Linked DNA regions of Homo sapiens: region 1 is linked to region 2. Evidence: read pairs that join two places in POLR2A ChIA-PET (ENCODE). Cell type or tissue: PC-9. All regions are shown on one strand. Links, peaks and the distances in the headings refer to the core of each region. The heading gives the core; the rest is flanking DNA.

Region 1 (17,432 bases), core at 4,440-12,439, 460 kb before region 2:
ATGAAATATAGGACCTTATAAGCAAGACCCATAAGGTCAACTCTGAATCAGAAAAGCACAGACACAGAGCATTTAAATAGAGGGGAAGGTTCAGAAAAATACTACTTCATACATCTCTCATCTTCACAAAGCAGCACAGATTTACAAGCATGTAAGAGTGAGCACTGAGAAAGTCTCTAGCAAACAACGGATGGCAAATGAAGTTGAGCAGGACAGTTCCAGTATTACTAATTTAAGATATATAAAATGTCACATAGATTGTCTGTAGTGTGCTTTGTTTTCTTCTAGCAAATGCAAAAACTGTCACATACCTTCAATTTAAGGTCCCCTAACCTAGTTTCCCCTTAAAATTTTAACTTTCTCAGCCACAAATTTATCTTTACATGAGGTTTTAGGGCTCTAAGCCCCACAGTTAGAGAGGAAATGATACAGTTCATTCCTTAAATAGGTATGATAGATTCCATTCCTCCTCACACATCTTCCTCTACAAGAATACAGAACATGTTTATTAAATGTCTAATACACAACTGGAATATTAACCAAATGGCGATAGAGATCCAAGTGTGAATTATACTTGTATGACTTTTTCTTTTTCTTAAGAGACAAGGTCTCCCTCTGTTGCCCATGCTGGAGTGTAGTACCGTGATCATAGCTCACTGTAGCCTCAAACTCCTGGGCTCAAGCAATTCTCTTGCCTCAGTCTTCCATGTAGGTGGGACTACAGGTATGCACCACCATGCCTGGCATTTTGTTTTTTTTTAAGATGGAGTCTCGCTCTTGTTACCCAGGCCAGAGTTCAGTGGCACATTCTCAGCTCACTGCAACCTCCACTTCCTGGGCTCAAGTGATTCTACTGCCTCAGCCTCCCGAGTAGCTTTGATTACAGGCACCCACCACCATGCCTGGCTAATTTTTATATTTTTAGTAGAGACAGGGTTTTGCCATGTTGGCCAGGCTGGTCTTGAACTCCTGACCTTGGGTGATCTGCTCACCTAGGCCTCCCAAAGTACTAGGATTACAGGCGTGAGCCACCGCGCCCGGCCCTTTGGTGTTTTTGTTTGTTTGTTTGTTTGTTGTTTTTATTTTGTAGAGATGGGGGTCTCACTATGTTACCCAGTATGGTCTAGAACTTATGGCCTCAAGCGATCTTCCCACATTGGCCTCCCACAAACTGGGATTACAGGCATGAGCCACTGCACCCAGCCTGACTTTTTCTTAATATAAATTTTTGGACTTCAGGTGTTTTCTCTACACTGAATATTTGTGTTCCCTCAAAATTCATGAAATGAAATCCTACCCCTCATAGTGATGGTATTAGGAGACCTTTGGGAGGTACTTTGGTATTGAGGGTGAAGTACACATGAATGGAATAAAATAATCCTCAGAAAGCCACCCTGACCCTTCCAACATGTGGGGAGCAGGGAGAAAGTGCCATCTATGAACAGAAAGAAGGCCCTCACCAGACTGCCTATTTGCCAATGCCTTGATCTTGGACTTCCCAGTCTCCAGAACTCTGAGAAATACATTTCTATTGTTTACAAGCCACCAATCTATGACACTTTGTTAAAGGAGCCCAGACTGACTAAGACACCCTCCACAGAAGTAGTTATTTACTGAGCATCTCTAAATATTTGAATAACTTGTAAGTATCACCACACTTACTTCATGAGAAGAAAACATTAATTTTTACTTTCACTTCAGGAATTTATTTTTAAGTGTAGTTTTCTGGCTATAATCTATGAATAAACAAAACACGTATTTCCACTTATATAAACAGTATTACTTATAACCCAGAGCTCAGTTTAGAGTTCTTACCATGCCAATTCATCTACTCATTCTCCCCCAACAAATATTTACTAAAAACTTAATATGTGTAAGGCATTATATGAGCACTAAGATTACAGAACCTTACAAGTTGTGGTGCACCAGCAGTTGTGGAATTGAAAAATATATCTGCCCTCACTCAATATAGCTTTAGGGATAAATGTGAAAAGCCTGGAGGAAGGAAGTAGTCTTTTCTGGTCCTAAACTTAGAACTAAATCTATTTCCAAGATGACCTTACAGATTGGACCATCACATCCAGGGACCACCCTAGGGATTCAGTTCTCTAGCAGTTTCTAAAGTGAAACTTTCCACTGCTCCTGTTTAGTTCAGTCTGGTGCCACTATTTTTAAACAGCTTAATGATTTTCCTATTTTAGTGTAAGTAAAAACTAAACAAAATTGTACTTCTAATTCAAAAATTCTTACAAAATTCTAAGGAACTAAGGATATTAAATTTTTAACTTGAGGTCCAAGTTTATGAGTGATTAAAGCATAAATATATTTAAATTTTAAATCAGTTGGATAAAGAGTCAATGAAAACTAAAAATTAAATCTGTTATATTATTAAAATGAGTCTGATAAGAAGGAAAAACACAAATGCATTCTCAGAATTCTGTTCTGGCATTCCCATAATCAGTCAACTCAGCACCCCTTGAGAGTTGGGGGAACCCAGCCAGGCACGGTGGCTCACACCTATAATGCTAGCACTTTGGAAGCCAAGGCAGGCAAAGATCAGCCTGGGCAACATAGCAAACCTGGTATCTACCCCCCCCCCACACACACACACACAAACTATATAAAAATTAACTGGGCATGATGGTGCACTCCTGTAGTCCCAGATACTTGGGGGGCTGAAGTGGGAGAATCACTGAGCCCAGGGAAGTCGAGACTTCAGTGAGCTGTTATCAGACCTGGGCAACAGGGTGAGACTGTCTCAAAAAAAAAAAAAAAAAAGACAAGAGGGTGAGTTGGTGGAAACGAAATCCACAGCCAGAAATGTCATGGTCTGGTTTTTGGCTCCAAATCACTTTGAGATGAATTCATCTTAAGACAAGATTCCTATTTACCTTACCACTAAATAGTCATTAAAGAAGTGGAGCAGGTAATTATTAAGAGCTGGAGAAAGAAGGTTGAAAGGATGCTCCAAACCAAATTTAAGAAGCTGAGGCTGTAGCACCCACATTACAACTGGGTTACTTGATAGTCAAAACTGTGGAATCAACTGCCTAAACAGGATCTCCAGTTCTACGAAATACTACAAAAAAAAAGAAAAGAAAAAAACATTTAGACAGAATAAAGCCTGCAATGATTCAACCTCAAACACATTTTGTTAAATCAGGTGGATCTGGTTCTAGAAGTGACTTCTAAGGAAAAGGCTAAGCTGTAAAAACACTGAAAGTCAACTTACAGCTACTTCTCAATCAAAACTTCTACCAGTTTGGTTGAAATTGATGGCAGAGATGCAGCAGGAAACGCACCATTATATAAACCTTATTTTAAAAAGCACTAAAAAAATTTTCTCTAGTTACTTCAAGAATGGGAACTGTTATATTTTGCAATCTTCTCACAGAAATAAATCTGCCCTGTCTATATCTTACTAAATTTCATCCAAAAACACTAATGAAGCATATAGCAATTCAAAATAAATAATATCACATCAGATATAGAACTACCTGTTTATTCTTAGTGCCTGTCAGCACAGTGTCTAACTCATGGGCATTTAGTAAGTATTTGATTCAGATAACATATTGTCTAGCCAGAACGTGAAGTGCAGAAATTCTCTATTTCTAATTAAAAGAAATGCACATTCTAACAATCAAATGAGTAGTGGGGTCAGCTTGCTAAGGAATCCAATCCAGGCAACTCCCCAAAGTTTTTATTTCACAGCCCTCATGAAGGTGAGCTGAGGGAATATCAAAATTTTCCTCTGAAAACACTTCTGGTCTCAAACAGAGAGTCATTTAAGCAACTGAAAAACTCTGATTTATACGTCTCAAATTGGAAGATGGATACCCAAGAGTACATGCACCATGTGAAAAGAGGCATAATGACAAGGAAAAAATACAGTAAATCTCATATCCTCCAGTTTACTACCTGATGATCCATAATTTAAAGCATTTTATGTTAAAATAACCACAGCTCTATTACACACTGGGTGCCAATGTCACATGAATGTGATAATATCAGCTTAAAAAAATAAAAATATCTTTAAAGTTAGGTGCCCACCCCAAGGGCTTTAGCAGGTACATATTCGTGCTTCTTCCTTCCTGAGATACTTGGAAAATTTTGAGCAGGACTGCCACAAAAGGAAGCCACAATCATATTTCAAAATGAATTTTACATTAGCCATTTTTTAAAGTTTCCAGTATGTACCCATAAGATACCTGTTTTAAGAAAATAACTTACAGGAAATGAAATAAAATGGATAATTTATCTGTTTCATAGGTGTTTTAGAAGAAAACAAATTAAATGCTGCAACTTGTCTGGCAGAATAGAGGATTCTGATATTAAAGCAATAAACACTAAGCAGTTATTTGGGAAAATAATTAGATAGAAGATATCATTCCTAGATAATAAGGAATCTGTTCAGAAAGCCAATCAGGACTGTTGCAAAGTGTATCAAAGTGTCAGGTACACATTCCATCAAGAAGTGGATTATGATCATCAAGACTTTAAAGGGTGAAAAAATAATTTTTTAAATAAAAAGAAAAGCAAAACAATCTGACTTATCCTGACTGAAAATCATCTCATCTACCACAAGACCGTTCCTGCTGACTGCTTGGCATGTGTACTAAGACAGAAGTTATACAGACCTTGGAGCAAAGAGAGGGTGTTTACTGAGCTTGCTAAGCTTAGGTCATAGCTGGTTCCACTTCACATAGTCAAATGCCCAGGAAAAATCAATAAATCTGTGACTAGTCTTATGTTATTCTTAACAGATTTCAGAAGGAATGTCTGAAAAGGGCAGCCTTTAAAAAAAAAAAGAAGAAGAAAGAAAAAGAGAGAACATCTACATGTTAGTGTGGTTTCACAGGGCCCTACCTATAGAGTTAATAAGGGTAAACCAGTTGGCAAGAATCAGTGCCCACTATTGAGAGCTGACTTTGAGCAGTTCTAGAGGCAGAAAAATCTTTACGGAGTGCTTTATTTAGCTTGAGCATGTGAGTCATTTGTTCTGTATGAGGGAGAGCTACTGGCAACAAATGAGGAAGAGCCTTCGGATCAATAAATTTCAGACAGTTGACACTGGTTAATAGCTGGGGAGAAATACACTTCCCTGGGATCAAATGACATCTGAATTTCTACAATTTTACTAACTAAATTCATATAACAGGTTACCTCTTCCCAAATCAGGTCTTGTGGCCAGTTCCAGTGGCTAAGCTCAGGACTTCTAAGAAGTATTTTTTTATAGAAAATTAGAATTTTATACTAAGATCTAATATGATTTCACAGTTTTTACAAATTGTCTTTATCGTGATACTTCACCATCAGACCACATTTGTTTTGGGGTGTTTTTTTTTTTAATCTACCTAATAATTCTTACCAACTTTGGCTAAAAGAGTGAGTCTTGTATGAGTTCAAGGAGAAAACAAATTACACTGGTAGCCTGGGCAACATGGCAAAACCCCCATCTCTACAAAAAATAAAAAAATTAGCTGGGCATGGTGGTGCATGCCTGTAGTCCCAGCTACTCAGGAGGCTGCAATGGGAGGATCGCTTGAACCCAGGAGGTAGAGGCTGCAGTGAGCTGTGATCACACCACTGTAATCCAGCCTGGGCAACAGAGACTCCATCTCAAAAAAAAATTACACTGGTAAGTTTATCAGAAAAAAAAAAAAAAAACGGAGATATACACAGTAGGGTTTAAAAGAGCCTCCTATAGACAAAGGTCAATGATCCATCTCACTGTTTCACACTCCTGCCATGGTTGGATACTAAATCCAACCATTAGTGCATAAGATGTAGTGTGCACACTGCTGCTTAACTTATAATCAGCATTTATGACCACAGAAGACAGATGTAGAAAAATAAAGAACCTAAAGGTGACACATTGACAGATAATTCCCAACATACATAGATATTAAAGATGCTAGGTCTACATAGGACACAAGTTGTTGAGGATCCTTGCTGAGTTGCATATGCTCAGAAGCAATGTCTTTTTTAATTCAGGGCCATGGTGTGAGGGGTCAGATCCTGTGAGTAGAAATTCCACTGCCAGAAATTCAATGTGTTACGGCTGCTAGTGCCAAAGAACATGAAAAGCTTGAGTGTTCTTGCTCTGAGACTAAACATTTAGGAAGTTCTATGCCTGAAAGTAACAAGGAAAGACCATGGTTGAGAAACATGTAATAAAAATTAAATGGACAGAATCAGAGTAAAAAAAATCAACGTATTATGTCTAGAAAAGACAGAAAGACAAGGTTAGGAGATTTTTCTCTCTCTACAGCCTTTCTTATCTAATATAACATAATCATTCTGTGTTACAAATGAAATCTTAAAGTTGGCTGGGCTTGAGAATTCTCTATGAGATAAACTGTGGTGGGGAAAATGTTGACAGCAAGTAAACAAATTATTGCACGGCTACTTGGTTGGCAGCAACAGTGATTTTCTCTACTTGGAAACAGCGAGCTTCTCAAAAGAAGACGTACAAATGGCAAACAGGTATATGAAAAGGTGCTCAACATTACTGATCATCAGAGAAAGCAAATCATAATTACAACAAGATATCATCTCACCCCAGTTAAAATGGCTTTTATCCAAAAGAAAGGTAATGACAAACACTGGCAAGGATATGGCAAAAGGGGAACTCTCAAACACTGTTGGTGGGAATGTAAATTAGTACAACCACTATGGAGAACAGTAGGGAGGTTCCTCAAAAAACTAAAAATAGAACTACCGTATGATCCAACAATCCCACTGCTAGGTGTATCCCCAAAAGGAAGGAAATCAGGATAACAAAGATATAGCTGTACTCACATGTTTATTGCAGCACTATTCACAATAGCTAAGATTTGGAATCAACCTAAGTATCTATCAAAAGATGAATGGATGAAGAAAACGTGGTACGTATGCACAATGGAGTACTATTCAGCCATAAAGAAGAATGAGATCCTGTCATTTACAACAACATAGATGGAAAAAAGATATTATGTTAAGTGAAATAAGTCAGGCAGAGAGAGATAAACTTCACATATTCTCACTCATTTGTGGGAACTAAAAATTAAAATAATTGAACTCAGAGAGATAGAGAGTAGAATGATGGTTACCAGAGTCTGGGAAGGACAGTGGTGGGGGTGGGGTGGGGAATGGAGATGGTTAATGGGTACAAAAATACATAGTTTGATACAATAAGTAAGATCTGGCATTTGATAGCACAACAGGGTGACTACAGTCTGCAATAATTTGTTATACATTTTAGAATAACTGAGGGGGTACAATTGGAGTGCCTGTATCACAAAAAAATGATAAATGCTTGACGTGATGGATATCCCATTTACCCTGATGTGATTATTATATGTGTATGCCTGTATCAAAATCTCATATAACCCATAAATATATATACCTACTATATACTCATAAAAATTAAAAATAAAAAGTTACCAATAAGTACAAGAAAAGATACTCAATTATCACTAGTCATGAGGAGAAAAAGAAAACATGCTTCATTCCTTCTTTGGAATGCTCAAATATGACTCACACAGACAAATTTCCAACTACTTCATAGTGCCCCTCTATAGGTATGGAGAAAAATCTAAAGCTTTGCTCTTGTTCAAGTGTCTAATGACTCAGTTGAAAAAAACTCAGTTGCCTTATATCAACAAAGCATTAGTATTCCAGAACAACTGACAATAATGGCAACAAAAAGAGAGATCTCAGTCCTCAGAGGGAAAGCTCTTCTTTTTAATAATTGCCATTTTAAGATAATATGAAATATAACTTTATTAACAATATAAAAACCCACCACAGAGGAAAAATTATTACATACACTCATGGTAAGTAGTGTTAATATGATTAGAGTTTATAAGTTTAAACTTAAAATATCACATAAACATCTTACAAAATATTTAAAGAAGGATATAAAACTTCACGTTCATATAATATTGCTAAATTATTAAAATTGTAATAAAGTCATTATAAAATAAACAAGGCATAAATTTGTGCAATCCACTAAAAGTTATAGAATTTAAATAAACAATTTTTAAAATATAGTAGAATTTCACCTTAAAATAGACCTTAATGTTTAAAGGATGCCTCCTGATACACTGGAAGTTCTAGTTTCATGAAGCTCTTTTGAGAATAAAAGAACTATCGACATCCAGGAAAACATGAGAGAGAAACCCAAATAAAAATTTGGTTAACTTCTTCCCCCAAAACATCTTTTCCCCTTGGAAAGTCTATACATTACTAAGCTATTGCAGAATGAAGGGAAAGTTTCAGATGAGATTTTCCTATATTATACATTGGCCTTAAGTCTACCGAAATAATGTAGATAGATAGATAGATAGATAGATAGATAGATAGATAGATAAAGATATTTTAAGAGTAACTATTCATATTTACTTAGTAAATGTTTGGTGAATTGTATACTGGAAACAAGAAGCACAGTACAATTTCAGTAGTAATAGTAAAATGTACTTCTGCTTTTAGAAGAACTACAGCTCCCTGAGAGATTCAAGAATTCAGGGACATATATATACCTTTGGGGTTCCTTTTGACTTTGGAGTTATACAAGTAATACTTGTTCATTACAGAATAATGAAGTAGATATAAGTAATCAACAGGAAGAAAAAAGATTAAATTACCTGTAATCATATGGTCCTTAGGTAAATGTTTTTCCTCCTACAGCTATTTTAGACACATAAAATATACATAACAAAAAGGTTCACATGAAATATACCATTTTAAAAGCCACATTTTGGCCAGGCACGGTGGCTCATGCCTGTAATCCCAGCCCTGTGGGAAGCCGAGGCAGGCAGATCACGAGGTCAAGAGATCAAGACCATCCTGACCAACATGGTGAACCCCGTCTCTACTAAAAATACGAAAATTAGCTGGGCATGGTGGCGCAGGCCTGTAGTCCCAACTACTCGGGAGGCTGAGGCAGGAGAATCACTTGAACCCAGGAGGTGGAGGTTGCAGTGAGCTGAGATCACGCTACTGCACTCCAGCCTGGCAACACAGCAAGACTCCATCTCAAACAAACAAACAAACAAAAAATGCATTTGCTTGTGTTTTGATGATAAATTACTAAAAGTGGAATTTCTAAGGCAAAGGGAATCGATCTACCTTGTTAAAGCTTCTGATACATATTGACAATTTGTCTTCCACAAAGACTGTATGAATATAAATTTCCACCAGCTTAGAGGCAGGTGGGTGCCCATAGCATTCAATCCATTTGCCTATTTTCTCTGGGCTTTCATTCAGTGTCATTCTTCTCTCTTGGAATGTCTTTCTCCTCCTATTTCTACCACGTGGTCTGCAGGAGTACAAGAAAAAAGTTATAATTCTCCTCATGACTACTAGCAGCACCAATTTTTGTCTCTATTCCTGCCCACATTATTTTCCTGGTGAGGACTAGACTATACCTCCCCATCACCCTCCACCACCACCACCACCAGTCCCTTCTCTACCTGCTGACTAGCTGCTTTCCAGAGTAAGGGAAGATGGTGATATGTGTGCGAGAGTGCAGAAAAAGGGGGCGAAGTACTCTGTTTCATTTACAGAATGGAACCCCAGGGGTAAAGAGGAATAGCTGTTAATAACTGCAGTTATCAACATACTGTACTATGTGTAGAAGCTTAGTTTTTTCTCAATCTAACTTCACCTCAGTTTCTAGCATTAAACTGTCATTCCTAAGTTTTGGAACAGTTATAAAATTTTTCCTTCCACATTTGCATGAGTATTTTAATACAAGATTAGTCAAGGCTAAACTGAGCTACTAGCCAGATAAAATTTTAACTAAAAAATCTTCATGACTTTTGTTTGGCAGCTGGTGAACCACCTTTTTCCCTCCTGAGAAAGAACTCCATGTATCAGAAAACACTTCAATACCATCAAATTTTAATTCGATAAAGATTAGAATAAATTAGGGATTTGTCAGTCTCTTTAAATACATAGAACAAAAAAGGGTCACTAAAATGTAAAGCTCTTTCTAAGAAAACTTTAGAGATAAAAATCCAATTTACTTCCTCAGTCACTGGATAGAGAATCTATGCCCCAGCAAAATGATCTGAAATGCGTAAGATGAGAAAGAAAATAAGCAGCAGAGTTCCCATCTTCTCCTTCGAAATGTAATCTCTTCATATAGTGAATGTCATGCAAGGCTTGAAGTCAAAATGCTCTTTGCAGGACAGTAGTAAATACTGATATTTTAAATTCTATCATACAAACTATCATTTTAGATGAAATTATGTATTTAGTAATTCTAAGTTTAAATTGCTATTAATGTTTGGTTTATTTTAATTGAATATAAAATAATGATGACGACTACAAATATCTAAAGAACAGTTATAAAAGTAGATATTATCAGTTGTTTACAAGTTTTTTTCCTTGAATAACCATTTTTTCCTCATACATACATTTTACCTGCCTAATACTTGCTTGAAAATTAATGGTGGCTCTTTCTAGAATTTAAGGAAAATTTTGGAATGAAAAACCTAAAATTCCATCAGCTTTTTTCCCCTACAAACTGTGAAAAGACCACCATTATTCAATGTTGGCAGCATAACACTTCTGCTCAGTTCCAGGAAGGGTCACATGGAGCACAAATTGAAAAATACAGGTTTGTACCATGCTGAGCTCTACATGCTTCAAGGTCCTGTAACTTTGGAGACCTAGAAGGAGCAGAAAGAAACTGCACTCCTTTAGGGGATAAAAAACATTTAAATATATCTGGACCTAAAACATTAAAATATATTTGATGTATTTACATATTTTCATAACAGGTATAAGTCATAATTGAATTTCTGTGGTGAAAATTTAACCCAACTTTAGCAATGAAAAGATGCCTACAGGCTAGAAAAGCATTTATATGTGAAGGGAATGCTTTCACTATAATTGGTTCATACCATAATTTGGCAACTCATATAAGGTAGCTCAATACTATATTTACCTTCCTTTCTCTCCTTAGCAAAAACAAAAGAATTTAGATATATTAAAGTATTCTCAATATATAACTATCAAACAGAAATATTTACATATGTGGCTGTTTAGAATTATCCCTAAGATGTCCTTTTAGCTCTAAAACTTAGGTGCGGCATCACCCCCACCTTATAATTGCAAAATATTAAAAAACTGCAGCTCAATTTATAATAAAAAAGTAAACATTTAAAAATAAGATTAATACAATATTTTTCATTACCTTTAAAACTCTTCTTTCACATCTGACATACTGGGCATGATTAATGTTCAACTCCAGTAAAAACATAATATATACTTGGTTTTAAACTTTATAAAGTGATTTTGTAACTAGAAATTTGGGATGGTAAAAGGAAACATATACACTTCAATTTTTCTCCTGAACTTCCATGCTTAAAAAAAAAATTATGGTTTCATTTATTGCCTTCAGCGTTTTGGAAATACATTTCCAAATATGTAACATTTAAAATATGTGAGGGATACAGGTGAGTTGCTAGTTAAAGACTACATTATCATCAGCAGAATTGCTGACTTAATAACATAGCTGGTCCAGATTAGTAAAGGAATCCCTGCCTAATATCAGTAATACGTTCCTGAAAATCAAATGGGTGGGAAAATATAATGGCAAGCTTATTTCCCATCACTTTAGATGGGAAAAATTACAATGTGGAATATATCATCTAAAACCCTCAACCAATTTCTTAAGACATAACTAAAACACAGTAAAAACACCTATATATAAGTAGCAAACTATTATGTGAGCATGTTTAACTTGTTTCCTGATCACCAATTACTATGGTTGTTAATCACTAGCTGCTTTGTAGCAGTAATATGGTCTCCCTTGGTACCAGCAATATCCAAAATGCACAACATTTCTGATGGCAGTGAGTATACCATTCAAAATGTTTACTTATGACTCTGACAATCTATTAATTTCATTTAAAATTGAACTCCAGACTATTTCCAATTGTTTTGAGTTTAGAAAGACATAAATATAAATGTCTTCTATATAGACACAGACTGAAGAGCTTTACTGAGATATACATATAAATACATTTCCATGAAGTCTGGGCATGAAAAACAGGGGCTCTACCAAGAAAAGATTATCCAGGGAGATAGCATTATAAGCACATCTGTCAAACATCGGTGCAGACATTTTCAGCTGCAAGTAACATAAACCTAGCTAAAAGTGGCTTAAACTTTAATGCGGGAATTTATTATCTCACCTAAAAAGTCCAGAGGTAAACAGCTCCCAAATTAGTGAATATGTCAGTTCAACAATGTCATCATGGTTGCTTCCTCCTTTTACTCTGCCATCTTCGACATGTGACCTCTGTCTCAAGCTAGCTCTCCTAAGCAAAGTTGGCAATGATAGATAAAACATCATCAGCCATTTCATCCAGATCAAATAACTGCCACGAGAAGAGGTGGCAGTCTCTTCTGTCTGTATCTGCCCATGAGTCTCTCAGTTGATCTTCCTTCATGTCGCAGTCAGAAATGTGATGGGTGCCCATTCCTAAGCCAATCACTGGCAAGGTGAATTAGACTACCGTGACTGGCTTAGGCAAATGAGCACTGACTTTCTGGGGCTGGGAATAAGGTTGGCTCTCCTAAAACGCATGGTCAAGCAGAGGTAGGGAAGTAAAGGAAGCCCCTCCTCCCCAGAGTAAGGCAGGCTTAGTCTGAATGCTTACTAATTTGCATTTATATAACTAAATAAAGTAAGTATAATTTAAATCCAAGTAATAGATAAGTTAACAAAGACTTATTTTCATTGGAGAAAATACCTTAATAGAAGATATTACCAAGTTTTCTAACCAAATATTAAATGGTTTACAAGTCATTACAAAAGCTATTAACAATATACAGACTGAGGATCAGCTTTTTGATAGTCATGTGCTTACAATTTTATAAAATACGCAGCGGGTTAGATGTCCTTTAGGAGGTTACAACATAATTGGCAAGACATACAAAAATAAAGGCGTAAATAACATTACAAAACAATAATATAGGAGCTGCTACAAAATACCATGTGATTAAGAAGCAAATAAATGATAGAAGATTTACAACATGAGATCAAAAAGAGAGCTATCTAGAAACTGAGGAAGCCTCGAGACAGATTTCATCTGAGATCTTGACACTGAACACGACACAGACAAAATGAAACAAGCTGGGCACTCTGCATGAGGAAACACGGGGCTGAGGGCAAGGCAGCAGAAAAACACCTTGGATTCGGATAATCAGTGAAAAGGCAAACCATGAGCAAATAATCACTACTAATTATAAGTAAGTTTTCCTTTTTAAGATAACAAGTAAAAAGGTTCTCACATTCTACTTTCTGACGCCAAACTAGTAAAGGTACCCAATGAGATATGCCCCACCTGACAACAACTCTCCCACCTTTACCATTAAGATAAAAATATCCTAAGAAATCACAGCCCAAGGAGCTAGTAAACCAAAGCAACATCTAAAAAAGTAATTCTTAATATTTTGGGGGTTACAGATCTTTGAGAATCTGATGTAATGCAGGGAATGTTCTCCCCCCAAAAATACAAACCTAAAATTTTACATGTAGTGTCAGAAGTTTCCAGACCACTGCATGCAGCCCTCCAAACTCAACATGGGTTAAGAACCCCTAACATAGCAACAGCAACAGGGACAATGGCTGCTTATCTCAGTTATCAACTTCTTCAAGCCATCCATCAACAAGCTATTTCAGGGGTTACAGTTTTCCTTTGGTGCTGCCAAGCATATTTTCAGCTGGTGCATCAGGAAATGATGGATGCCAGAAATAAAAATAAGTCGTTCCATAAATTTACAGCTTAGTTATTTGACTTAGAATACTTAAAATTTTCAGAGCAATTACTCCTTTAAATCAGTAACACTATAGTGTAAACCTTGAATATCATGTATTTAATACTTATCATTAAAAATATGTGTGTGTATGTATAGTCATAAAAGTACATATCATTTTTGATGGAAATACCGGTTGTAGGAAGTGAATCCTTTTCAAATTTAACTGACAACCAGAGTTTGGCAGCAATTCTCTTTAATAATGTTCTGCTAGTTAATGCACACTTTAAACACTTCAGCTTTTAGTGGGTGTGAATAGACTTTCTGGTGGACTGATCATATAAGCATAGATCGGCCTTCCAGTCTGAGTTGAGGGAAGGCCTATATGTGGCCCTGGCAGGGTGCACACCATTCCTTTGCCTACAACATACATCATTAGTGATCCCCAAATTCTCTCCAGCTAAACTAAGTGCTACCTCAGAATCATTCTCCCAAGCATTTCACTGAACTGCCCAGGGTCAGCAAAAGAATTACAAGTTCTTTGTACTCCCTTTTGTCAGTGCAGATCTGTGTACAGTTTCCTTTTGCTTCATCTCCTGCAACAATGTAATGAAGACACCATGATATCATTAACATTTCACACAAAAGGAAAATGAGGCTGAAATGGTAAGTAGCCTGCTCAAAATCACACAGCAAGTAAATGACAGAACTTAAATAGAATCCAAATACTATTATTTCCAGTTCAGTACCTGTATTACTTAGGGCTTGGTTCATCCGCAAATCACATAATAAAATAGTTGCTCAAACAGAACAGAACTTTGTGTCTCACATAAAGGAAGTTCAAAGGAAAGTTCAAAGGACTGGTATGGCAACTTCACAACTCTTTGACTTCACTCTTCAGCTATCCTTACAACGTACCCTAGTTCTCATGGTCTTAGATGCTGGCTAGAATTCTACATAATCATCATATCCACATTCCAGGATAAGGGAAGTGGGGGCAGGGGAGAGGAGTAAGGAAGGTACACAGCAGTGTGTTTTTAAAAGATTTCCTAGAATCTGCAACACAACATTTCTTCTTATATCCCATTGGCCAGAAACTTCATCATAATCTTCACACCTAACTGGAAAACGGCCACATGGAAAGATAAAGGGGGAAACAGATATTGAGGGACTAGTAGTGTCTGCCCCATATCACAGTGAAGCTAAAGAAGATTTAAAAGGTTAAATTATCAGGTGTTCAGAAAAATAACTTTGCAGCATGATGGTTCTGGAAAGTTTATTAATTTGTTGTTGTGGTTTCTCTGACTTACTCTGTCAACCTCGTATGAGTATACGTGCATGCCTTCTCAGTAATGCATTCAGGACATGATGCTGCAATTAGTTTTTTCATTAAAAGATAATTCTCAATCTTGCTGAAACTATAAAAATTATCTACATTTTTAAAAAATTGTCAATAAATTTCTGATAAAAAATACAAAAAAACAAAACCCATAACTTTACTGCTTTAAAATGGTCTGATAGTTCCTTACTGCCAATGGGATAACATTCTAACATTTGAGAAGGCCACACAAGGCCCACAAACCATGTTTCTGGACACACTTCCCAATAGTGGCCCTGATACACCCTCTCTATTCAGCCAAGAATACTGGCCCTGCCTATGTATCAGATTCTTCTGAAGCTATATAACTTTACACAATCTGCCCCACCACCTAGAATAGTTTTGCTCCTCTACCATACCTTATAAAAATAATTATTCCAGCAATTCTCAGACATCAGTATGCATAAAAATACTGTAGAGTAAAACAGTCAACTCTTCCCAAGTAGCTATACTAAATGCATTGCTTGCTTAAAATGCTGATTCTCTGGCTATAGCTCCCAAAATTCTGTTTCACTAGGTGTGGGCAAGGCCCAGGAATCTGGAGCATCCCTAACCAAGCAGGAGAGCACCTGGGATAGAGAAAGTGCTCAAGAATGTTCACTTACTGATTACTACAATCAAAAAAAGATACGACACTAATTTACCACATTCTTCTTACTTATTTTATGAGATACTATTCTTCCAAGGTAAGACCATAATTCTATCATGATATAATGAAGGAAGAAAACACTTAAATTTTTTTCTTTTTCAGATCAGGAGTGAAAGTTTATTAAAAAGCTTTAGAATAGTACGGAAAGGAAAGAAAAGAAGAAAAGTACAACTTCGAAGAGGGTCAGGCAGGCAACTTGAGAAACCAAGTGGGCCAACACTTAAATTTTTTAGAAATTCACATTTATAAAGATTAATGTGGCCGGGCACGGTGGCTCACGCCTATAATCCCAGCACTTTGGGATTACAGGGGCGGGCGGATCACGAGGTCAGGATATGGAGACCATCCTGGCCAAAGTGGTGAAACTCCTTCTCTACTAAAAATACAAAACTTGGTGGGCGTGGTGGCGCACACCTGTAGTCCCAGCTACTCGGAAGGCTGAGGCAGGAGAATCGCTTGAACCCATGAGGCAGAGGTTGCAGTGAGCTGAGATGGCACCACTGCACTCCAGCCTGGAGACAGAGCAAGACTCCGTCTCAAAAAAAAAAAAAAGATCAATGTGTAAACCCAATAATAATTCTTCCCTTCATAATATGCATTGGTTGCATGCAATGAATAAAAAAAACAGATGCTCAATATGATAATTACTTAAGTATAAAAGAATATTGTAGTACTAAGATTACCAGAAAGACATTCAGGTCTTCCAACCCTATATGAATTACTCATACAAGGTAGAATATTCATACTGTACATTTTACTTAGAGTCTCATCCTCATTATCTATATCTTTAATATAATGAAATAATAAAGTTTAAATAAATATGAAAGCCACTCATCATAATTTTTGAGTTAAATCTGACAAAATGTGAAGTTACAGCATTAGTAAAGCCTGTAAGGAAACAGTAGGAGAAATTCCATGTACATAACATGGTATGCATACTTACAATGTTTTCCCTACAGATGTTGTATGGAATAAGCACCCTTCAAGGAAATAGTACCATAGTGAAACAGTCAACTACCCCCAAATAGTTGTATTAAAACATGGCTGCTTGAATGCGTTAGTCTGATTTTTAAAAGGTACCTCAGATGTTGGTTTGAAAAGTTTACGGGTGTTAATCTGTCAAATAATTTCACATAAATTCATAGTTGTACTATGGCTAAAGCCAGAAAGAGTCATAGATCAGTTGGAATTCACATTGTATAATTAATTTAATAAAATGCTTCCCAGTTGTTCCACTGATTTTTCAAAAAACATCTAAGGTTTCAAAAACTGTCAGCCCTCCGTATCCATGAGTTCCTCATGGGTGGATTCAACCAACAGTGGATCAAAATTATTCAGAAAAAAAAATTGCTTGTGGTTGCCAAGCGTGGTGGCTCAGGCCAGTAATCCCAACACTTTGGGAGGCCGAAAGGGGTGGATCACTCAAGGCCAGAAGTTCAAGACCAGCCTGGCCAACATGGTGAAACCCCATTTCTACTAAAAATACAAAAAAAAAAAATTAGCCGGGAATGGTGGCACACGCCTGTAATCCCAATTACTTGGGACTCTGAGGCATGAGAATTGCTTGAACGCGGGAGGCAGAGGTTGGAGTGAGTCAAGATTGTGCCACTGCCACCAGCCTGGGTGATGGAGTGAGACACTGTCTCAAAA
Region 2 (13,488 bases), core at 76-8,075:
CATTCAGGGAGCCTGAGCCTGACACACAAACCAATAATTGCTAAATACTAAGAGATGTTATTATAGAGGTATGAACAAAGGATTCAATGTGCTGAAGGAAAATAGTGGCTAATAAATCCTACAGAGCAGTAGATAGGGACCTAGGTAGAACAAAGAGGAAGATTAAAAAATAAAGACATAATACAGAAAATAGGTTATAAGTTCACCAAAAGGAATGGTGAAGTTTGGTTGAGTGCAGGTACATGGGTATAGCTGAAGGCCTGAATCGGAAATGCACTGAGGACTGAGAGGAAAAGAGATGAAAAATGGTAAAGTAGCAGCACTGTTAGAATGTACTGACAAATCGAATTGGCTAGCATGTGAAGGCAAGCACCTACCATGATTTCTTAATTTCTGGCACAGACAGATGGTAATGAGCCATATAAAAGAAAGAATAGAGGAGGAAGAGCAACTTCTAGGAGTAGGAAGGAAAAGGAGACTCAATTTACACATGCTGAGTCTGAAGGGAGTAGACAAACTTTTAGCATACCCCACATTTTGTAGGCCACTGAGCTGGACAAGTATGTATCTAATACACATGCCTGCAGTGAGGCCTCGTACGGCTTACTATTAGTAGGGAACTCTGCCTCCAATTGATCACCTAAAGACATGTGGCTATGCTACAGAGCAAATACACAGTGACCAAACTGTTCTGTAGGAACACAGAGCACTTGCTCAGAGCTGAATTACTGTTACATAAACAATCACAAAACACGACATACTTTGTAATAGTATGTTTATGTTTGCTAGTTGATAAAATGGAACCAGGCTTTGAAATCTCACCATTCAACCTCTGCTTGAGAGGTGGTGAAGAAATAATTTACTACTGAGAAGAGAAGAGAAAAAACTGAATAGTGGACCCTCTGCATCCCAGAATTCCAATTGTTTTCAAGCTACTTATATTATTTTCTGTCAAACCGTATTTTGCATTGTGTTAATGTCACCTCACAATGTCTGGAACTGGGCTAAAGACAGTAAGAAATAGAAGGAAATTAAAATTATGCGGGTTAATGATGTCACACAGACAAACAGCTAAAGGACAGAAACTTGGAGAGAACCAACACTTAAGGGACACATAAATAACTCAACTGAGAAAATCTGGTTAGAGGTAGGAGGCTAGGAGAAAATGAAGTCTTTAGAACGCATCCTTGGTTTTTAACTTCCTTGTTCTTTGTGCCTCTTGAGGAAAAAAAAGATTAGTTCTATTAACTAATTATAAAAATATAAATCGAAACTTACATACACCTCAAGTTTCTCTAGGAAAACAAGACTTAAGCAAAAGCTATGACCAAAACAAGTAACAAAAACCAAAGACACACATATAACAAAACTGAACCTAGAAAAACATTTTCAGAAACAAATCAAATCTGAATAGTTATGCCCTTCCCCAAATCATGGGTTCTGAACTATTTCTACTTAAAAACGAATTCAAAATTAATATCTTATTCCCTAAATAAATCTGAGTTTTAGCAATTCCCTTCTCTTGAGGCAAACCAAGAATTATTTTTAATATCTGGAATATATAGCCCATTTTAATTAACAGATACAGACAGGAATATGACAAAATTTAGACTAAAATACTGCTTATGTTTACTGCTTAATAAAGTAAACCATACCTTTATGTTGGCTAGAATCTGCATTGAAGTTCATTTGTCCTTCTAGATGATTCTGTCCATTATCATCTGAATGCCTTGCATGAGGATCATTATGAAGAACATTAGGCTGGGTGTCAACCTTTTCTCCCAACAAAATACTAAATAGCTGAGAACATAAAAGAAATCCTATTGCTGATCCACAGAGGAAGGTTAAAAAATTCAGCCAGGATTTAGAGGCCATTTCCCGAAAGTGTATTTCTGTAAGAACAAAAATTAGCAGGATGTTATAAAATCAAAGCTGTATACATAACCGGAGTAAAAATTCTGGTAACATTTAGCTATAACGGAAAGTTAATTTCTAACAGTATTTAGCTATTATCTATGAGTTTACCCCTCTATTTGCTGCTAAAACAGCACATTATGGAAAATCCATAAAACCAGATTAATTAGTAGGACAGTCACAGTTGGGGTGGGGTATGGATGAGTATGTCAGTATTGCACACAGAATTTCCTATTCTTCCCACCAGGATCCTTTGTGGATCCAGGGCTTCCTGTCGTGTTGTTTTTCTTTCTTTGCTGTTAACTCTGAGTACGGAAGTCTACTTCTTTTTCTCTGGTAGCAACCACCACCCCTTCTCCAACCCAAAAGTTAGCAAACCCTTTCTGTAAAGAACTAGAAATAAAATATTTTTGGCTTTTTGGGTCTCATGTGGTTTCTGTTGCATCTTCTTCTTAAACAATCCTTTATAAACGTAAAAAAACACTTGTAGCTTGTGGAGGACTAGGGTCAGCACAGTTTGAGGACCCATGGACCAAACCTGGCCTGCTACCTGTTTTTGTAAATAGAGTTTTATTTGAACACACCCATGCCCATTCATTTATATACTGACTGCGGCTACTTTTGCCCTAAAACAGCAGAGTGAATAGCTACAATAGAGGCAATATGTCTCACAAAACCGTACCTAGCCCTTTATAGAAAAAGTTTGCTGGCTAGGCACAGTGGCTCATGCCTGTAATCCCAGCACTCTGGGAGGCCAAGGCGGGTGGATCACTTGAAGTCAGGAGCTTGAGACCAGCCTGGACAACATGGTAAAAAATTAGCTGGGCATGGTGGCATATGCCTGCAGTCACAGCTACTTGGGAAGAATAAGGTGAATACTTGGGAAGAATTGGTAAGAATAAGGTGGGAGAATCACTTGAACTCAGAAGGCGGAGGTTGCAGTGTGCCAAGACTGCACCACTCAACTCCAGCCTGGGCAAAAGAGTGAAACTATCTCAGAAAAAAAAAAGAAAAAGTTTGCTGACCTCTGCTCTATACTGCAAGATCTAGATTTTGGATGGAATCTATAATATTAACGAGATTAAGTAGGGTACCTGGGACACAGATGCCTGTTGAACTGCCCCACAACCAAACATTGACATAAACGCCCTTTTTAAGCTTTTGTTAACAATTACTATATGGTGAAGTTATAAACTTCTATTAAATTCCTTAAAAGATTGGTCTTAACTCTAGTTTCCTATTCCTCAAGATAATTAAAAAAATAAGTTTACTAAGCATTTATTATATACCAGAAGCTGTCCATACATTATTTCATTTTAAATAAAATTTAATTTCAATGTCCTTTTTCATTCTCACTAAACCCGTCTGCAGATGAGGAAAGAGAAATTTTAAAAAGGTAATTTTAAACAGGTAATTAATTCATATAGGCTGACACAATCAGAAGGAGCCACAGTTTGAATGTAGGTCTGTGTGCTTAAAAAGCCCATGCCCGGCTGGGCGTGGTGGCTCACGCCTGTAATCCTAGCACTTTGGGAGGCCAAGGCGGGTGGATCACCTGAGGTCAGGAGTTCAAGACCAGCCTGGCCAACATGGTGAAACCCCATCTCTACTAAAAATACAAAAATTAGCCAGGCGTTGTGGTACGTGCCTGTAATCCCAGCTACCTGGGAGACTGAGGCAAAAGAATCACTAGAACCTGGGAGGCAGGACTGCAGGACCGAGATCATGCCACTGTATTACAGCCTGGGTGACAGAGCAAGACTCTGTCTCAAAAAAAAAAAAACAAAAAAAAAAAACCCACGCCCTTTCCATTACATTTCTCAAACTCTTCACCTAATCACCACTAACAGCAGAGGGCAATGGGCAGTGAAAGTAGAGGTCTGGGAAATATAACCCTAAAAATCAAAATTGCTTTGAAATAGTTTGTGAAAGCAAAAGTACAAACCAACAATCACCACTACAATAATAAAAACAAAACAACTTCATGTATTTCTGGAATGGCTGACTAGGTTCTTTTAGTACAACCAAGTGCAATCAGAAAAACTGAACAAAATGTAAAAAAATATAAATATGTGTTTGAAGACACTGGTAAGATATCAAGGCAGTGAGAATTAGTAGGGCCAAAATCTGGAAGAAGGAAGGAAAGAGGCAGACCAGACATCTGGCACTGCTCTATCCTCAAGACAATGACTGATTCTGAAAGAGAAAACAGCAAGGGCAATAAAGCTAAGCAAAAATTAATGTCCAAAGTCTGCTTAGGAGAAGAGGTCCTGAAAAACACCTATGCTCTTATCAAGGACTCTGAAAGGCTACAATCTGAGAATAAGAACAAAACAAAAATAGACCAATCTTTACAACGGCTGAAGTCTACGTTAGAGTCATCTCAGCCACTGACTGGATGATCCGCCCTAGCCTAACTGTAAAAATATTCTCCTGGAGAAATATAAAATCATGAAGAACCTCAAATTATCATGACGACTTTTTTTTTTTTGGTATACAACATGGACAAAATTTTGATACACAATGTCCAAAACAACCAGGCATCAAGATGAAAATTACGGCTAAACACAAAAAAGTAGACAATAGAAACAGAGCCAAAAGACTCAAATAAGATTTTCATATTTTTAGCTTAGAAATAACTATTCTTAATAAAGTCAAGAAATTAAATGGCAAGATTAAGAAATTAGGCATAGAATAGTCACAGCTGAAGAAAAAAATTAATAACCTAAAAAGCTAGGTCAGAAGAAAATACGCAGAATGAAGTATGGAAAAACAAATGGATTGAAAAAGAATTGAGCAAAAAAACAGAATAAAGTGAAAGGGTCTAATGTAAGTGTTAACTGGAACCTTTGAGGGAAGAGACATAACTCAGGAGAAGTGGTATTTAAAGAAATAATGACTGAATATTTTCCGAAACTGACACAGTACCAACCCTCACATTAAAAATCTACAAAACCCAATGAAGATTACAAAGAAAAAGAAAATGTTACCTAAGTACATCAGTCAAACTACTGAAAACCAAGGACAGAAAAAAAAACTTCAAAGGTGTAATAAGATTGACAGCTGACTTTTTAGCAGCAACAACAGAATCAAGACTGCAGTGAACTATTTTTAAAGTGCTAAAAGAACAGAACTACCAACCTAGCATTCTGTATCCAGCAAAAATGTCCTTCAAGAATGAGCCTTAAAAACATGTTCAGAAAAACAAAACCTAAGTGAATTTATCACTAACAGTTCTATTTCTAATTCTTCAGGCAGAAGGAAAAGAATTTCAGATAAAAATTCAGAGATGTAGGAAGGAAGGGAGAGTCATAAAAAGGGTATGTATGTAAGTAAATCCAAATAAATATTGGCTATAATAAAACATTTTTTGAAAGTCTCACAAGATATTAGTATTATTACCATTAAAACAAATTACAAAACTGGCATCAAAAAGTATAAGGAGGATCCATAGAGTTTAAGAGCTCTAAAGTCATTTCACTGTCCAGGAGTTGTTTAAAAAAAAAAAACTGATTAATAATAGCCTTTAAAAGACCAAGGATGTCTAATATAATCTTTAAACAAACAAACAGTAAAACAATATAATTAAATTCAAATACAAAAAAATGAAATGGGAAAATACCCCAAATCAAGGCAATGTTAAAAAAAAAAAAAAAAAGGGAATATAGAATAGATGAGACAAATAGAAAATAAATAGTAAGGTGGTTGATTTAGAACCAAACATATCAATGATTATATTAAAAGCAAATAGACTAAAAACTACAATTAAAAAATAAAGATTGCCAGCCAGACTCGAGAAAAATAAACTCATCTACATGCAGCTTACAAGAGACACATATTAAATAGATTTATAAAGTTGAAAGCAAAATAATAGAAAAATATACCATACAAACAGTAATTAAAGGAAAGCTTATTGATACCACAAAAAAAACTAGTAGTTACATGGCTTGTTCTCTGTGACATTCATTAAGCTCTACATTTATGATTTTACATACTTTTCTGTATTAACATTTATTTCAGTAAAAAGTGTATACAAAAACCCATTCATGTGTCTTTATCCCATTAAGTACATACTTAATATATTCATATTTGATATAAAAATATCCCAAAATCTACAAGTAAAATTGACATGCCATGACAACACACCATGCTTATGCTGCATTATATATCTTATATTTCAGGCTCTCTCCTGAATTGTAATTCCAGTTTGGGAAGAAAAACCCTAAGAGGAAGAGGAGAGGTGAAGGAACAGCACAGTATAAGCAAAGCTGCCCAGTATCTTGAGATGTAAATTAACCATCTGAAACTATCAGATACATGTTTACACCTTTTGCTCTATCCTGACTGTACCTTCAAGTTCAGAAAGGTAGGCCTTCATGGATGATGAGTACATAGCCCCACTCAACGATCCTTCTCTCTACACCCAATCAAATTTGCCACAGGAAAACCAGAAACAAGTTTACCATGTCTTTCTGCTGTTTTCTCTGATGAGGGGGTCTCAAATTCTGCCTCCCTACTGCCCCCTTTCCCTCATTCAGGTTGGCCGTTAGTGTAATCTTTATATCCAAAAGATACAATAAAACATATCCCTCCTGTCTTAAGTGATTGTTCTGAAATTCTAAATATCTCGATTGTCTGAGGACCAGTTCATTAGACCTTGCTCTAACCAGAAATCTTGGTTTGAAATTTCATTCAAACAGCCAGAGAGAACTGATTAGTCAAGTATCTGTTCGATATTATACAAGTCCTTCCTTTAGCAGTATACATGATCAAGACAATCTACAATAGAGGTATGTGATATGAAAGTACCATGAATTGAAAACATGAAGCCAAGAGAAGTAAATGAAAGATGTTTTAACTCTTAATTTCTTATGGAGGAAGACAAGCAGAATACGATTGAAGCAGTGAACCTGGAGCATTAGCAGATACTGAGTTGTCACTCTCTACATCCTCTGATTCTCTCACTAACACTTTGCCTTACAGCACACTGATCTTGGTTTTCCATTGCTTTTTGTCCTAGCTGTGATTTTGCCTTAATACCATACACAGCCACTTCACCATCTCAGAAAAGAACAAAGACAGTATTTTACTGCTGCAGAGTCTACCGCTCCTGGCACTGGAGAAGAAAGCAGTAGTCACAATGCCATTCAGTACCACTTAGGCAGAAAGCACTGTGACTGAGAAGAGGAAGGACTGCAGGACCAGAGAAAATTCCTATTTCTATCATCATATGGATATCTGAAGTTAAAGAAGTGCTAACCCAGCTCCATCAACTATGAATACTAACATGCTACTCAATCATATTCCAAGGACATGCTGAGCTTCAGAACAAGCCTACTTCTATAACACAAAAACAGTTACTGTTTGTGGAAAGCTACTGAAGTACTTATGGACACAGTTTTTCTTAGCTGAAGAGGCACTTTTTAAGCAAGGCATCTATCCTGGAGTGAATGTAAGGAAAACTGACTTCTTGGTGTTACGTAATTGTTTTTAACTTTAAAATGTTTTGTGATGCTGTCTGATGCCTGTCATACTCTCTTACTCTTCTCCCCCAGAGTATCAGCACACTCAGAATGTGTTGGCTCCTCTTGTGTTGTGTTTACCACATTCCCTTCCAATTTAAAGGACTCCGGCCTTATGACTAAATAACTGTAAACTCCCATTTTTTTTTTTCCTGCTCCTGGGATAAAATAGCCATCTCATGGGGGTAGAATGCATCCCAAAGCTCACTCAGATTTTTGGCAAAAATCATGTCCACAAGAGTGTTGAGGTAGACTAGACTGGAAAAAGACACAGCTTAACCACACTGCACATTATGAGGGCTTAAATACTATTTCTTTGAATTGGGTGGGGGAAGTTCTTTATGCCAAGTGCTTCCAAACCTGATGTGTAATCAGAATCGCTTGAGGATATTTTAAAAGTACAGATTTCCAAGCTTGACAACTGAGGTTTCAGATACAAAAGAACTCCCGGGACAACTAAAATTTATATTTTAATTTTATTTTTAAAGGGACAGCTTTATGCTATTCATTGTTAAAAAAGGATTTAGAAGGAAGAAATCATCACAAGTCCTACTACCCAGAAACAACAATTATTAATATTTTGTGATTATCATTACAGGTTTCTCTCTAGCAATAACAAAAATAGGAGAGGTAATTACAGTTAACATTTGAACCCTGTACTAAGAGCATCTGCAAACTATAAAGTACGGACTAGTATTCCCATTTACAGATGAATTCAGACACAGAGAGTCACACTAGCAATCTGAATCAGGAATTCAGACTCTTAACCACTTTGCTATTATGTCTTAGTCCATTTTCTGGTATTTATAACAGAACAACTGAAACTGGGTAATTTATAAAGAGAAAGCATTTATTTCTTACAGTTACGGAGGCTAGAAAGTCCAAGGCCAAAGGGGGCACATCTGGTAAGAGCCTTCTTGCTGTTGAGGACTCTCCTCTGAAGAGTCTTGAGGTGGCACAGAGCATCACATGGCATGAGGGATACGCATGCTAACGTGTTAGCTTAGGTTTGTTCCTCTTCCCTTTTTTTTTTTTTTTTGAGACGGAGTCTCGCTCTGTTGCCCAGGCTGGAGTGCAGTGGCGGGATCTCGGCTCACTGCAAGCTCCGCCTCCCGGGTTCACGCCATTCTCCTGCCTCAGCCTCCCAAGTAGCTGGGACTACAGGCGCCCGCCACTACGCCCGGCTAATTTTTTGTGTTTTTAGTAGAGACGGGGTTTCACCGTTTTAGCCGGGATGGTCTCGATCTCCCGACCTCGTGATCCGCCCGCCTCGGCCTCCCAAAGTGCTGGGATTACAGGCGTGAGCCACCGCGCCCGGCCTTCCCTTTCTTTATAAAGCCAAAACAGTTCCCTTCCCATGATAACCCATTAAGTTATTAACCCATTAATGGATTAAACCATTCATGAGGGCAGAGGTCTGTCTCATAAACCAATCACTTCCTTAAAGGCCTTGTTAATATTGCCAAACTGGGAATTAAATTTCAACATGAGTTTTAGAGGGGACAAATATTCAAACCATAACCCTACAGTTTTACAGAATGGGAATTATATTAGTCATCTCGTTTTTAAAGAATTAACATATTAGATTTATTTGAATTTATAGGAAATAAAGGAATCTAAAAAATCTGAATGTCACCTAGACATCTGTAATATGACCCCCATCCTCTAAAGGATCCCTCTAAAAATTAAGAAAAGTTTACAAAAAAACAGAAAGGAGTTGGAGGGCTCATTAAATAAGCTCAATTTTAGGCACTATCTATTGATTTCTTGCTGTGAAATGTGGAAATCAGCATGGATACACACATGTACAAATATATATATACACATATACATACACACACACTCCCTCTGCCACAACCAATTTTTGTTAACTGCTTTTATTTGGTAAAAATGTACATAGTTTACATTATATGAATTATGAACTGTAATTCCATGACTGCTTAATCCTGGATCTACATTAAACTAGATTCCATGCTCAACAAGAGTCCTTTTTAATCACAACTCCTCTAAATTTGAGTTTTTCATTAATATCATGTTTTTGTTAGCTGGGTTTCAGCAAGCAGTTTTTTTTAATGGCGCTAATCGGTGCCACATCTGAAATTCTTGCAGGCTTCAGAATGTCTGCTATTGCACAAACTTTCTTCTCCCTAAGAACTTTGTAAATATTACTCCATGGTCTTCTTACATGGGTGCCAGAGAATTCTGAGGATACAGCCTTTAACCTCTTCTCTTATGCTTGGTTTTCAGCCACTCCACCAGTTCAAGAATATTCTTTCACCAAGATTTTAATGCCCTTTACCATGAGCGCACGTCTTCTTCCTTTCAGGCTTTCGGGAAGTCAGTGAGTGTAATTCACAATAAAGCCCTGAAATTCTAGTTATTTTTTTTTTTAAATTTTAACACTTTATACCACATTTTGCCAAGGTGACAATCAGGTACTTCTAATTTTGCTCTGGATTATGGCATTCATTTGCTGCATTTATGTATTCAAAATATATTCCCTCTTCTAACCATATTAAAATAATTTTTGATACATCTTTATATTTTCCCAAAAGATTTTCCTTATGAAAGTGATATAAATCTTACAGTCACACACCTTACATTTACAAATATAGTACATGTGAGGTACCATGTTAGAAATTTTTATGTTTTTTTCTGATGCTCACAGCAACCTGAAAACTCGATAGCAGTATCCCTTTCATATTACAGATGAAGAAACTGAGTATGAGACAGGTTAATTAAATGGACCCAAACCAGCCAGCCAACATGGTAAATTGGAATTTTCACCCCCATTTCATTTAAAGTTCACTAGTTTTTCCACACACCACTCTCGCACCTATAGCTGTCTATTAACTTTCCATATCCTTTCCCTTTCTCTCTAAAATTATCTTTAAATGGAATACTTAAAAGGTTATGTCATCAGTAGGTCCAACAAGAAACCGCTTTTGCTCTATTTATAAATCTTGAGGTGCAAATAAGATATTGAAAAGTCCACGGGCTCTAAGAATGGACTGGGAGGATGTTAATGTTTGCTGAGAGATTGGAACTGGTTTCAGACTAAATATTCATGCCTCTGCTCTTTAATTTTGCCATTAAAAAACTCAAATGTTTCTCTATATAAATTCTTAAACACAAAAAACACACTGCTAAAGACTTAACCCATACAGTGTTTTCCATATGCTTTTCAACAAACAAAAATAAATTTATTAAGTAGAATTTTACTTGCAATAAACCCTCTATAGTTTTCTTCTAATTTTAGGGAATATTTGTATTGTGTTTCTTCCAGTTCCTGGTTATAAGCAGATGTAAGCTGCCAAGCTGAGATCTAAGTTTTAAAGCTCAAAAATTATTTTCAAATACACAGCACTATGCTATATACTGGGAAAAGCAAAAAGCAAGTACCTTTCCCTGCTTTCCTGGAGTTTAGTTTTGCTAATGACACAGGGAAGTAAAAATAGCAAAGAAACAGTTTGGAAACAATAGAGCGGCACAGCAAAAGCAGTGCTAAGAGGAAAACTTATAGCACTAACTGTTTACATTAAAAAAGAGAGAAATAAATTGATTATTTAAGCTTCTACCTCAAGACTCAACAAAAAGAGCACAATAAACCCAAAGCAAGAAGGAATAAAATAATAAAGAGCAGAAATTAATAAAATTTAAAACAGGCATTATTTTAAGTGAACTAACACAGGACAGAAAACCTTATTAGTTCTCACTTGTAACTAAACACAGAGGACATATGGACACAAAGAAGGGAATAACAGACACCAGAAACTACCTAAGACTGGAGGGAGGGAAGAGGGTGAGGACTGAAAAACTATCTATTGGTTAAATACACTATGCTTAATACACTTAAATACGCTTAATACACTTAAATACACTTAATACACTTAAATACACTATGCTTAAATACACCAAACCCCCATGACACACAATTCACCTCTGTAACAAACCTGTATATGTACCCCTGAACCTAAAATGTAAAAAAAAGAGCTGGTTCTTTGATAAGATTAATAAAATGGACAGCCTCTAAAGATTGAGACACAAACTACCAATAGCAGGAATAATACAGGGGTTATTTCTATTGACCCTGCAGATACCAAAGGATAATAAGGGAATACTACAAACAACTCTACACGTATAAATTTGACAAGTTAGATGAAATGGACCAATTCCTTGAAAAGCATAAACCATCACAATTCACTCAATATGAAATAGATTATTTGAACAGCCATATAATTATTTATAGAAACTGAACTCACAATTTTAAAACTCCCCTCACCCCCCGCCCCTGACCCCCACAAAAATCTCCAGGTCCAGATGGTTTTACTGGAGAATTCTAACAGATGTTCTAAAAATTATTTTTTAATGTTTTAACATCAATTTGTACAATCTCCTCCAAAAAGTAGGAGAGAACACTTCCCAATTCATTTTATCAAGTTCATATTACCCTGATACCAAAATCCAACAAAGACAGTACAAAAAAAAAACCAAAAAAAACTACAGACTACTACCCTTCTCAGAAATACAGAAACAAAAATACTTAAAAGTATGAATTAGCATGTTAAGTACTAATACTTAATGAAGTATTAGTATTTCACAAAGTATTAGTAAATAGAATTCAGCATTATGTAAAAAGAATTATGACCAAGTAGAGTTTATTCTGAGTATGTAAGGATGGTTCAACATTTAAAAATCAACACGATTCATCCTATTAACCAACTAAAAAGGAAAATTCACACAAATGAAAAGATGCAGAAAAAATACTTGACAAAATCCAATATTCAGGACAAATAACTCTCAGAAAAACAAAAACAGAAGGAATTTCCTTAACTTGATAAAGAACAAGTATCAAAAACTAACAGCTAATGGTACACTTAATGGTAAAAGACTGAATGTTTTCACGTTAAGATCATGAACAAGGAAAGGATGTCCACTCTCATCACTCTTACTCAATATAGTACTGGAAATTCTAGCCAGTATAATAAAGGAGAAAAATAAAAAAGAGAATGAAAAGGCATATAGATTGTAATGGAAAAAATGAAACCATCCCTATTTGCAGATTTGTAGATAATGTGACTGTGAAGGAAATCTCAAGGATTTTGTGAAAAGAAAAATGCTACAAAGAGTAAATTCAGCAAGGTCACAGGATATAAGATACACATGCCAAAATAATAAAAAACAAACAAAAACAAAAACGAAACCCATAAAACTCACAAATGGAGAAATCATACAATGAAAGGCTTGGCAAAAGACATGCAATCTCTTCCCATATAAAACTAAAGAACCTGTGTGTGGCCAGGCACTGTGGTTCACACCTGTAATCCTAGCACTTTCGGAGGCTGAGGTGGGAGAATCTCTTGAGGTCAGGAGTTCCAAACCAGACTGGCCAACATGGAGAAACCCCATCTCTACTAAAAATATTTTTAAAAATTAGCTGGGCTTGATGGCAGGTGCCTGTGATCCCAGCTACTGGGGAGGTTGAAGCAGGAGAATTGCTTGAACCTGGGAGGCAGAGGTTGCAGTGAGCCAAGATCGCGCCACTGTACTCCAGCCTGGGTGACAGAGCAAGACTCCATCTCCAAAAAAAGAAAAACCTGTCTGTGATAATTATGCAACAAAGCAGAAATGTTATTATCCCAGAAAGAAAAACTCCATAAAATAAAATGATATTAATTTATGTTATGGTTAGGCAAAAATGGCATTATGGTGCCAACTGAAATGGAGAGGGGGATAGGAGAGAATGTGCTTGTAAGAAGTATGTGTTCTAATTTCATCACGTAAGTAACTCAGTTGACTTTTTTTTAAAAAAAGCTTAACTACAAAAATCTTCACACAAGCATAAAACCAAAAAAAAACTCACATACCTGTCATACAGATTGAATTATAATACAAAATTTGGCATATTTACTTTATTCTTTCTTCAAATGATTATAGTATTTTAATGCAAATCTTAGACATAAAGTCATCTCATTTCTACATACTTCTGTATACCTGTCCGAAAATATCAACATTTTCTTAAAAACTATAACGCCATTACTAAATGCCTAAC

The links. ChIA-PET counts read pairs that join two places held together with the same protein. Peaks named below come from ENCODE experiments on the same cell type or tissue, not always from the same donor. Only the 100,000 strongest peaks of a DNase experiment are listed, where the experiment ranks them.
Region 1: POLR2A ChIA-PET joins it to region 2 with 13 read pairs; 2 of 35 experiments call an interaction of 5 or more read pairs at or near these places.

Annotation. Positions count from the first base shown.
Region 1 is chr7:7,684,217-7,701,648 of GRCh38, reverse strand. RPA3 (replication protein A3) reads left to right here. Exons shown (of 8, transcript NM_002947.5): 3 at 14,321-14,421; 4 at 15,651-15,819. All of the region lies in intron 2 of UMAD1 (UBAP1-MVB12-associated (UMA) domain containing 1), which reads right to left. Among named protein-coding and RNA genes, the nearest start is that of RPA3, 26 kb to the left of the region's middle. In PC-9, for the core only: no CTCF peak of the experiment used is centred there; a DNase peak (open chromatin) is centred at 7,578; H3K27ac peaks cover 1,713 bases.
Region 2 is chr7:7,222,707-7,236,194 of GRCh38, reverse strand. It overlaps C1GALT1 (core 1 synthase, glycoprotein-N-acetylgalactosamine 3-beta-galactosyltransferase 1), which reads right to left. Exons shown (of 4, transcript NM_020156.5): 2 at 1,656-1,892. The coding sequence starts at 1,875. Among named protein-coding and RNA genes, the nearest start is that of LINC03016, 26 kb to the left of the region's middle. In PC-9, for the core only: no CTCF peak of the experiment used is centred there; no DNase peak of the experiment used is centred there.